3 separate regions of the Mus musculus genome follow, and all the other regions are linked to region 3. A link is a loop called in an ENCODE intact Hi-C map of the cell type or tissue named here. Cell type or tissue: heart. All regions are shown on one strand. Each heading gives the region's core, and the rest is flanking DNA. Links, peaks and the distances in the headings are about the cores only.

Evidence for each region. Hi-C counts contacts between places; a loop is a spot of excess contacts. Peaks named below come from ENCODE experiments on the same cell type or tissue, not always from the same donor. Only the 100,000 strongest peaks of a DNase experiment are listed, where the experiment ranks them.
Region 1: it touches region 3 in a loop (10-fold over the local background); 30 of 42 quality-filtered maps call a loop at or near these places.
Region 2: a loop joins it to region 3, with 4 times the contacts of the local background. A loop is called at or near these places in 6 of 42 quality-filtered maps.

What each region holds. Positions count from the first base shown.
Region 1 is chr8:48,526,112-48,529,431 of GRCm38, forward strand. All of the region lies in intron 2 of Tenm3 (teneurin transmembrane protein 3), which reads right to left. Among named protein-coding and RNA genes, the nearest start is that of Gm39178, 130 kb to the right of the region's middle. In heart, for the core only: a CTCF peak has its summit at 1,513 (motif pointing left); no DNase peak of the experiment used is centred there.
Region 2 is chr8:49,707,619-49,710,938 of GRCm38, forward strand. No RefSeq gene overlaps it. Among named protein-coding and RNA genes, the nearest start is that of 4930555F03Rik, 340 kb to the left of the region's middle. In heart, for the core only: a CTCF peak has its summit at 1,303 (motif pointing left); no DNase peak of the experiment used is centred there.
Region 3 is chr8:48,221,010-48,224,329 of GRCm38, forward strand. It overlaps Gm32923 (a long non-coding RNA gene), which reads left to right. Exons shown (of 3, transcript XR_870430.3): 1 at 1-1,970. Among named protein-coding and RNA genes, the nearest start is that of Gm32923, 2.6 kb to the left of the region's middle. In heart, for the core only: a CTCF peak has its summit at 1,525; a DNase peak (open chromatin) is centred at 1,542; H3K4me3 peaks cover 726 bases; H3K27ac peaks cover 458 bases; H3K27me3 peaks cover 345 bases.

The sequences.
Region 1 (3,320 bases), core at 361-2,860, 310 kb after region 3:
GGCACAGATTCCATTTTAAAGTGTCTCCATTGCTTACTTTTGCCCTGTGTACTTCCTGAATGCACATACAGAATTTTAGGGGAGAAGGGTATCTCATGGTCTCCTTCATTTATTTGTAAAAAATAAACAGCATCATAACAATTTCTTATATATTGGAATTCTTATATTCGCTCATCAATCCCTCCACCGTAAGACAGTAGTATTCCATCTAGACATCAATGAGGCTTATTTCTAATTTTGTTGTGGTTTTTTTTTGTTATACGCAATTCCCCACAGAGTGAACGATCAGACACAAAACACCAAAAAGCAAACAAACAAACAAACAAAGACATCCAACAAACAAAAATCTCCAATAATTTATCAGTAGACAGACAAAGCAAATTGATCCCTTGCAAACCTGGGCTCCTGTGTTTATTTATAAAGAATTGGCATAGCGTAAAAATAATATTTTCAACACTACAAATGAGGGTTATTACTTCCATTTCTGAAGCAATGCCTCCCTCAATGCGTTCCTCAAACATTCAAATCCCAGCTTAATAAAAACAAATGGCGTTCCTCATTTCTTCAAAATTGCACATTCAATATCATAAGCCTTGCATTTTTAACCAGACAGTAACACTTTCAAATCTAGTAATTAAGTATTCATAAGCCTGAGTTGAGGGGGTAGTGTTTGGGGAGGGAGGACTGACTATGATAAATATATTTATAACTTTCATATCAATGATTTTAAATGCATAAAAATAAATAAAAGGTAAGTTAAGATAACATAGAAGCAGAGCCTAACTAATCCCTAAAAATGTTTTGTGCCGCCTTAATAGATACCTAATTAATTATAAATATGTATAGTATCATTAGAGGATTTTAACATTTTTAGCCATCAAGAATGGTATCCTCTTTTGAACATTAGAGACTTTCAAGTTGGCAAACTAAGAGAGAACCTTTTTATATCTCACAGGAAACTAACTGAACATTGACTATATTAAGTAAACCAAAAGTATGTGTGTTAGCCTCCAAATTCTTTTACTTGCTGAACCTTATAGTTTCCAACTCTGATTTTCAATAAAATTGGGAAGCAGCTAATAACACAGAATTCATTTTTTGAGAAAAATGTTATCAAGCATAATGTGCCAAATAAGAATATATGCAATAAAATTTAGCCAAGATCCATCGACTCAAATGGTCTTCCTTTCTCAAGAAAGGAAAAAAAAACCCACACCTGATTAAGACAATGTGCTTTTACAATTGTGACTTTCTAGGCCTACATGACTGGATAATATTTTGTCTAGTGTGACAATTTTAACGCTAGGAACAAAAAAAAGGGACAATTTAAATTACAACCTATAACTGCATGGCCATAATCTTCAGTCAGAGATCTGTATTTCGTTTATGGCTGAAAAGAAGGCATCTATATCTGCTAGTCAGCGTGGTACCTACAACAATGGTATACAAAAAAAAAAGAAAAGCGACATTATGTTTATTAACTAAATCAATTTTTATACTGCCCTCTGGTGGCAAAGAATCAACTAACTGCACGAGGAAAAGTCTGATTAGGAAAACACGTGATGGGGGGGCTATAAAAAGATCTTGAAAAATAGAACAGCAAAATTTTACACCATATGTCACGCTTCTTCTTTACAGGATATTAATCATTAACCAAAATAAAATTCCAAATATGAATCTCAAATTTTAATTGCTAAAAAGTTAGAAGAATGACAGGAGCAGAAAGTGTTGTCCTCACACTTGCCATTAGATAGTTTAAAGGACACAGAAATAGCCAACGGACTACTGAGAAATTAAACAAATTATGCCCACACATCGGGGCATGGGACTAAATTCCACTGACTTGTTATTTTTAGCATATGTTCATAAAAAAAATAAGCAGGAGATCTGTAACCCTTTCAGTGCTTTGAAGGAGGATTAGTACCGCAATTGTCAAAGTAACTCTGCGCTCTCTAGAATTCAAAACTCTAAGCAGATGAAAGTGTGACAGTATTTAATTTCCACAGAACCAAGCTGACTTAGTTGATAACTGGACTGACATCCGATGCGCTTAGCTCAAATGTGAACTCTCCTGCCTTTGATGTTAATTAATGCAATAATAATAATAATAATAATTATGATCAGATATGTTCCAAAGTTGTAATGTGTAAGTAGTTACTGCATTTGCATGAATCCAAAAATATATATAATTTCTAACCTAATTCAATTTTGCTTTGCTTTGTGCCTAACTAATCACTTTGTATTCTTGGTATTTTGTTCATTATATTTCAGTTCATTTTCAACATCCAGGTTTCAGAATAATAAATAATGGTTTGGGGATATGAAGCTATTTTTATTTATGATCTTGAAAGGCGGGTACTGAAAACACAGCATAAACTGCGGTGAAAATCTGTATATCTTAGCTGTGATGCTGTGTCTCATGGACAAAATTTATTAAATAACTCAGATTTATATTTTCAAAAGTACAATCTCGGAAGCCTATGGAATTTATCCACATTGTTTGTCTTGGAAGAACATTCTAGAATGCAATAGCGAAATGATCCAGATAAGACATCTTAGAGGCTGGCAGAGATCCCTGGAGGGGGCTTTCAGAGGCAAACGGGGAAGGTTCTCAGTAAATCTATATTTCCCCCCAGTTTCTGTTCTGTATGAGCTATTGACTGAAAGAAAGAAACTATACTTGATTATCTTTGTTTGCTTGTATATTCTTACTTAGAATACCCATGGCCATCCTTTTCTTTCCAGGGGTGTCAATCAAAGCTGAAGACTGATTACATCATACCTCGAAGGGAAGGACCTACACAGGAGCCTCTGCAAGGGCCTGAGCATATAACACTCACACATAGCGCAGCACCTCTAGGAACTCTCTGGAAATCTCTACAGTTCTTGTATGTAGTGTGCTTACAGGCTTTCACGAGATCAAAGGGAGGGAACAGGGATCCAAGAAGCACTCTTGAACAGATACAAAGCATCAAGAATTTCAGGGCAACCTACACTACAAGATCTGCCTCAAAACAAAAGCAACTAACAAAGAAGAAAACATGTCAACAAACCAGAGACGTAAACAACCTATGCTAAAATTAATTTTAGAAGAATAGTCACTATCGTATCGACCTTGAAATTAGAGTCTGATGTAAAATTATCTCATAAATATTTCTTTTTCATCTTGACTTTGCCCTAAGATACAGGCTGTGTTCCAGATGGAGACCCTGTAGTATCCGGATGGAGACCCTGTAGTAACTGAACAGAGAGTCTGGAGAAACAAGTCTGGATGCGTCCTAAAAGACAAGGAAAACCTGTTTTGTTTTGTTTGTTTTTTT
Region 2 (3,320 bases), core at 361-2,860, 1.5 Mb after region 3:
AGAGACATACACACACACACACACACACACACACACAGAGAGAGAGAGAGAGAGAGAGAGAGAGAGAGAGAGAGAGACTCACACACAGACATACACACAAAGAAAGGAATAATAAAAGAGAAAGAAGAACAACAGCTACTATATATCATTACATGTAAAAAAAACTTTAGAGGGAAAAAAAGCCCTGACTGTACATCTCAAACTTGCATAAAGCTACACATTTGAAGAGCAGAGTGATAAGACAGACTTCTAGTAATACCTCAGATGAGCCTCATTCTTCTTCTAACTCCAACCCTCAACTTTGCCCACCGTAACCCAAATCTCACACACTCAGGAGGCCTTGCGGGGCTTCCAGAGTATCAAGCTCATGGGAACATTTCTGTAGTTGGGAAAATGATTCAAATTTAAATTCTGGTGTTCACACTTATGATTTAGCTCTAAAGCCTTTTCTGTGATGTTGCTGAAAGACACTGCTGCCTAGAACATATCTCATCCCCTGGCCCACTGGTCCAGAACAGTCTTCCTTCATAGACAGTTGGCTTCTATAAGAGGGTGATTGCCCTGCACGGATGGCAACGAACTCTATTATGGTCTTTTGTGATGTCGGCCACACACAGATTTCTAAGATGGGGATGTATAATGAGATAGAGGTGTACTACATACTCATGGGAGAGCAGTACTATTATCACTTGTAATAAATGTTGGCAAAGGACAGGTGAAGGAGGAGGTATATAGTTAAAAAAAAATCTTGCGATAGAGACAAATGGAGACTATGAAGCAGCACAATCTTAACAATTTTGAGGATATAAGGGTGCTCTCCCATAGACTTTGAAAGATACCTTCTTTCAAAGAAAACACACACACACCTTTGATTGTCTCCGACTATTCTCATTTTTGTAAAATCTAAATCGTGATATCTTTCATTCTCTTTAAGAGGGCTGAATTCTGTTCAAGAACACCTTCAGCCCATTCAAATTATTCTCATAAACACTATATACTAAATAAAGCACTTTAAGCTAAAAAAAATCTTTTGGATTTGATCTGAACAACTATGTTTTTGACCCATTTCTTACCTTCTACTACCATTTAGCACTATTTTATTATTATGTTTTAAAAAGATGATTAAAACAGATTCTGAGATGTTAAATTTCAATCTCTCTCTCTCTCTCTCTCTCTCTCTCTCTCTCTCTCTCTCTCTCTCTCTCTCTCTCCCCTCTGTCTCTCTCTCTCTGCTCCCTCTCTCTCATTCGTGAGCACTTTGACTGAGCTATAGCTCCATCTTCTGGAAGTGCATATCACTAGCAATGGCTAGAGACCAGGAGCCAGGCAAGACTTTGCTACTCCAAACATCCCATCAGTTTGCCTCTCCCCAGTACTTCTTTATATCACTCACTGAGAGAGACTGTACCTCACTCAACTACAAGAAGAATAGCAGAGGTCTCAGATAGTCCTCAAGTACAATGGAGACTAAGCCTGTAGCATGTGATAGACCCATCTCCCAAGTGCAGGTGTTCAGCACAGGAGACAACATGGAAAGCCTAGTATTAAAGTTACAAGGTTACAGACCTTAGATTTTGAAAACATTCCTTTACTGTTGATTTCCATCTGGATTGTAAAATAGCATTTTTCCCCATAACCCCTGAATTCAGGCTTAGTTCTTCACACTGAGTAGCTTCCTTGTTCAATTTTTGGGTAAGAACAATGATATATTAGTTTTAAAATCCTTGCTTCTAGCTTTCCCTAATTCTATGTTCCTTCCAAGTCTCCATGCTAAGTCTTCTTGCTTAGAGTTTATTGTGTGTGTTTTCCGTTGATTCTAAATAACAGAATCATTTTAGAAATGACCAAATCTTAATCTACAAATGCTTTGGATGCTTTTCTAAAGAGATTTATTTCTGTGTATGTGGATGTGTCTGCGAGAGTATGTGACACCTGTGTGCAGTTGTCCATGCAAATCAGAAACCCTCCAGCTGGGGCTGTGAGCAGTTGTAAGCCACCCAATGTTACTGGGGGGAACTGGACACTGGCCCCCTGGAACAAGAGTAAGTGGTCTTACAGCTGAGACATCTCTTCAGAAACTGGGCTACTTTGTAAAACCACTACCTTCTTTTTTAATATTAAAACTTTGAGATACTTTTCGATTTATAGTGTGTTATTATTTCCTGATTATGTACATAGTCCTTCCAGGTAGCCCAAACTGGCCTTGAAAGTCACAAGGTCCTGCCTAGTGCTCCCTATTGTAGGCATGCAGCCACAAGGCTCAACCATAATATCCTTTTTTCTCTAAATAAAAGTCAGAAATTGGCTTATTATTTGTTGCTGTGTTCTCTATCTTTAAGATTATTGACGCTATGTAAAGTTGAAGACTCTCAGATTATATCCAAGTATAAAACAGATCTTTCTTAGCTTCCTCAGTCCATTCTTTCACAGCACTATATTTTTATTGTTCTATGTGGCATTTAGAGGAATGTGTGCTAGGCTGAGCATATCAATCAGTTATTTATTCACAAACATATAACCATACATGGTCAGTAAACTAGTTTTAGTTTTAACCCTTTATAGTGGTTCTATCATTTCCGGTCCTAAGTATCCTATAGAAATTGGACACCATTTGCCTTTAGCCTACTCCATACTTTAAGAAAATTGTGCTAAACAGAGAATAAGATCAGTTTACTATTTACTCAATATATAAATTGAACTCCCCCAAAAATCTGTATAAATACTAATGATGGGTGAATTGAAACTATCACTCTGATTTTAATAAAATATAAGTACCATATAATAAAGCACAAAAATCTGCCTTATTTACTATCATTGAACATATGTCTCTTTGGGAAGATGGATATTGTGAACGTCCTAAAATTAAAAATATAGTATTCAATCTATATGGAGCTACATGTGCACAATTACAGCTCATACACTTGGCTGGACCATGATGTAACATCTTTTTAATGTTTCAGAAAAGTAGAGTTTTAGGATTTTGTGATAACTGCGATGAACAACAAGAGTCACAACCAAACAGAAAGAACATTTCATTAAGTTTGTGCTGGAATTGAGATATATTAGAATATTTCTACATTACCATTTCCATGTTAAAATATTCTTTCTTATTTTCTTCTTCTTATTTTCTTCTTCTTCTTTTCTTCTTCTTCTTCTTCTTCTTCTTCTTCTTCTTCTTCTTCTTCTTCTTCTTCTTCTTCTTCTTCTTCTTCTTCTTCTTCTTTCCTTCTCCTTCTCCTTCTCCTTCTCCTTCTCCTTCTCCTTCTCCTTCCTTCTCTTCCTCTTGCTTCACTTCTTCTTCTTGATAAAAGCCAAGTTGA
Region 3 (3,320 bases), core at 262-2,761:
AAGTAATTGGGGACCTGTTGCCTTCAAAGAGCCCCGAGCCGGAGCCCGCCTCCCCTGCCTTTACTACTGGCATAGAACACCGCCTCTAGGTGTGACTGTGGGTGGGTAGGGCTCTGGGAGGGAGAGTGGGGACCTCCGAATCTGGAATGCTGTCAGTTTGTACTTAGGAGGCGGCAACTTTGGGTTTTAGGACTGGTTTAGGACTGCCAGCCACCAAAGAGAGCTGCAGCTGTCACAGAAGGAAGAGGTGGCATGTGGGGGACCCCCTTGTACTTTGGCAGAGGCCAGGTGAGGGAAGCCAGCTCTTGCTTTAGCACCAGGGAAAAGCAAAGACTGAAGACCAGGACTGATAGGCCTTCTAATCCAGCTGCAGAACCTGGCTCTCCGTGCTCTGGGTGTGTGTATGTGTGCCGCTGGGGGTGTCCTCTCCCTGGGACTCCAGCTCCCAGGAGCACCCGAGGGAGCCTTCCCGGAGAACGGTGAAGATAGGAACTTGGACATACTTGGCTCATGTAGAAGAGTGTTGTTCCCTCCCCTCCTCCTCCCACGGACAGCCTGCCTGTCTGGCCTGGCGGTTCTGTCACGGAAGGGCAAGATGCTCGTTCAGTCCGGACATCTAGCGGTCCACTTTTATCTTCTCATGAGGTGTAGGGTTCTGATCTCATCTTGTCTGCCATGATATTTTGACTTCCTATGTGATCTCTAGCCCCCCTTTTTTTAATCTCAGAGAGAAAGTGGGGAAATGGGTCTACTTATTTGGGTCCCCAAAGGAGCCTCCAGAAATGTCACTAGATTCTACCTAGCCAGGGACGGTTTCTTAAGGTAGGTACATGCTGTCACTTAAAATCAGCATGTACTGGCTTCTCTGTGTGACAACCCAGGAAAGAAAGGTTGAAAGTCCATTTTTTTTTTTTTTCTCACCCTGGCAAATGAGGCCAAGCTGTGGAAGGGAGGGGCTGGGGGCAGGAAGGATTTTTTTTTTTTCAGGCTGCCTGTCATTCTCGCACTTTCTGTGAGAGCCTAGCTTGGGCAGAAATAAAAATGCCACTCTGAATTTAAATAATCTGTCCTTCTGGGAAAGTCTTCGCGGCGACAGGGCTGTTAACATGGAAAGTAAAAAGTAAACAATGTATTTCAGCAATCAGTGTTCTGAGTGGGCTGCGGGACTCAGACAGCCTGCGGACAACTCCTGGGAGGAAGGGCCCTCTTATGATCTGCCAGGCGAGAGGAACATGGATTGACAGAACTTCTGCAGGCGCATGCGGTCGGGAAAAATCTTATGGGAGTAAGGATTGCAAGGACCAAGCTTCAGTGAGGCGGTGCATGAAGCAGAAGGAATCGCTTTATGTGTGGAAGTCTACGGGCAGAACAGAATGGGACCAGAGAGGATCGTTTGAATTGGCCCATCCAGAGCCGGGTAGATGGAGATCTTAAGTCTCCCTTTGTTTTTGTGTTTTGTTTTGTTTCTGGTTCGGGACATTGCTGCCACTTTAGCGTAGACGTCGACAGCTAAGACGCCCATCGCTAGGGGGCGCAAGAGCCCTTCATGAAAGTGCCTCGCAGCCACCATGACCCAGACACAGGTCTCTGCTGAGGCTCACTCCTCAAGGGTGTCACCAGATGTTGAGACAGGATCTTACTCCTCCAAAAAGCCAGAGTCCTGAAAACTGAGGACAGACTTGTAGAAAGATTGTCACTCCCTTCCCTATTTCTTGTGAGCCGTGCTGCTCGGACCACTCAACGTCTCCCTCTATGTGCTTTGCAGAATTGCGTTTCAGCGATGGAGAATAATGCTTAAATCTCAAGCCTGACCTTGGAGATAATGTCACAGCTGAAGTGAGACTTTGAAACCTGCTTGCTCATAACCTTTTGTCAATAAGTTGGAGATGAAAGACTCTCCTTCCCTGTGATATCCTCAACTGTCAAAATCACCTGGCTTATCAATGGACCAGCATGGCTTTCCCCCTAAGGTGAAGAAAAGCAGACACAATGTTTTTTTTTTTTTAAATGGTTACAACCCAGGCAGCTCTTGCTGGGGTCATTTCAGAAAGAGAGAATTAAGGGAGAGAAAAGGGGAGGATGTAGAGGCAGGAGGACCTGGGAACGACTTTTAAGGAGTTAATTTCTGAACTTGGCACAATAGGCTTCCCGTCCGTTTATCTGGGAGGGAATGTTGGGATGAAGTGGATCTTCACCAAAACTGTTGCTAGTCACCTCGTGACAAGAACCTGAGGTGGAAGAGCTCAGAGTTCCGATGAGCAGGTCTCTTTTCAGCTCAGGTCACTTTCCCTCCCTGGGTGTTTACACTCCCCTCACCTTGACAGCGTTAAGTTTCGAGAAGCTTTCGGAATGCCTTTCCACTCAGAGGACCGGTTGTAAATCGCGTCCATTCTATGCAGCGAGAGCGATGCTGTCATATGGACATAGCCATTGCTGGTGGGATTCAGGAAATGTCTGCACATGTAAAAAGAATGTGATCTCCCTTCCTAATGCAGGTGGATGCCAGGGGCCACATACAAGTCATCCTATAGGCAGGAAGACTGCAACTGAGCCACTCTCTTGCCCTAGAACTAACAATTTATACTTCTAATTTTAATTTTCCTCTGCTTAGATCCCGGAAGGATTTATTAAATTTGCTTTGTTGAGCCCATTATCTCTAAACTGAATAATGATGTTACTTTTAAGCTCAGCACCAGTCTGTGGTAAATTCTCTATACACAAGGCTCTAGGACTCCTGTAGTGCTCTATGTCAGAATTTTAAGTTGGTTCATTAATGAAAAGGTTTGCTCGATCTACCTAAAAGTTATTAGTAATTAACTGACATCAAGAGACCATTGCTTGTAGAGGTGGTAACAGACGAGAAAAGTGGTAAGAGGATTTTTCATTCTGGGGGCTTGGATCAGAGGGCAGAACACTCTAGCAGCCTTGTCACTACCGTTTTGGAACTTGGGTTCACCCTGTGGTTAAGGTGAGTAGGGATATATAAACAATGTGTCACCTTTCTCCATGACCTTGGTAGGATGACAAAGTCAAAGGAGAGGCTTATGGAAAAATCTCTAATCCCTCCTTTGGATATGATGGGCACTCATTAGCATTGCATGGATGACTTCTTTCCATAGACGAGGGAGCCAAGAAGCTAGAAATATTGGCAGATAGACAGGGACATAAAGCCCATGTCTTGTGACTTATGCAAACACAGCAGGTAGTACCACCAGAGCCGTCTGGGGTGAAGCTATCGCGGCAGGAAAGCTAACTCCCTGATAGAGAGTCTTTGCTCATTTTGGCTTGAACCCCATCCATACTTGGATAACTTGCTCAAA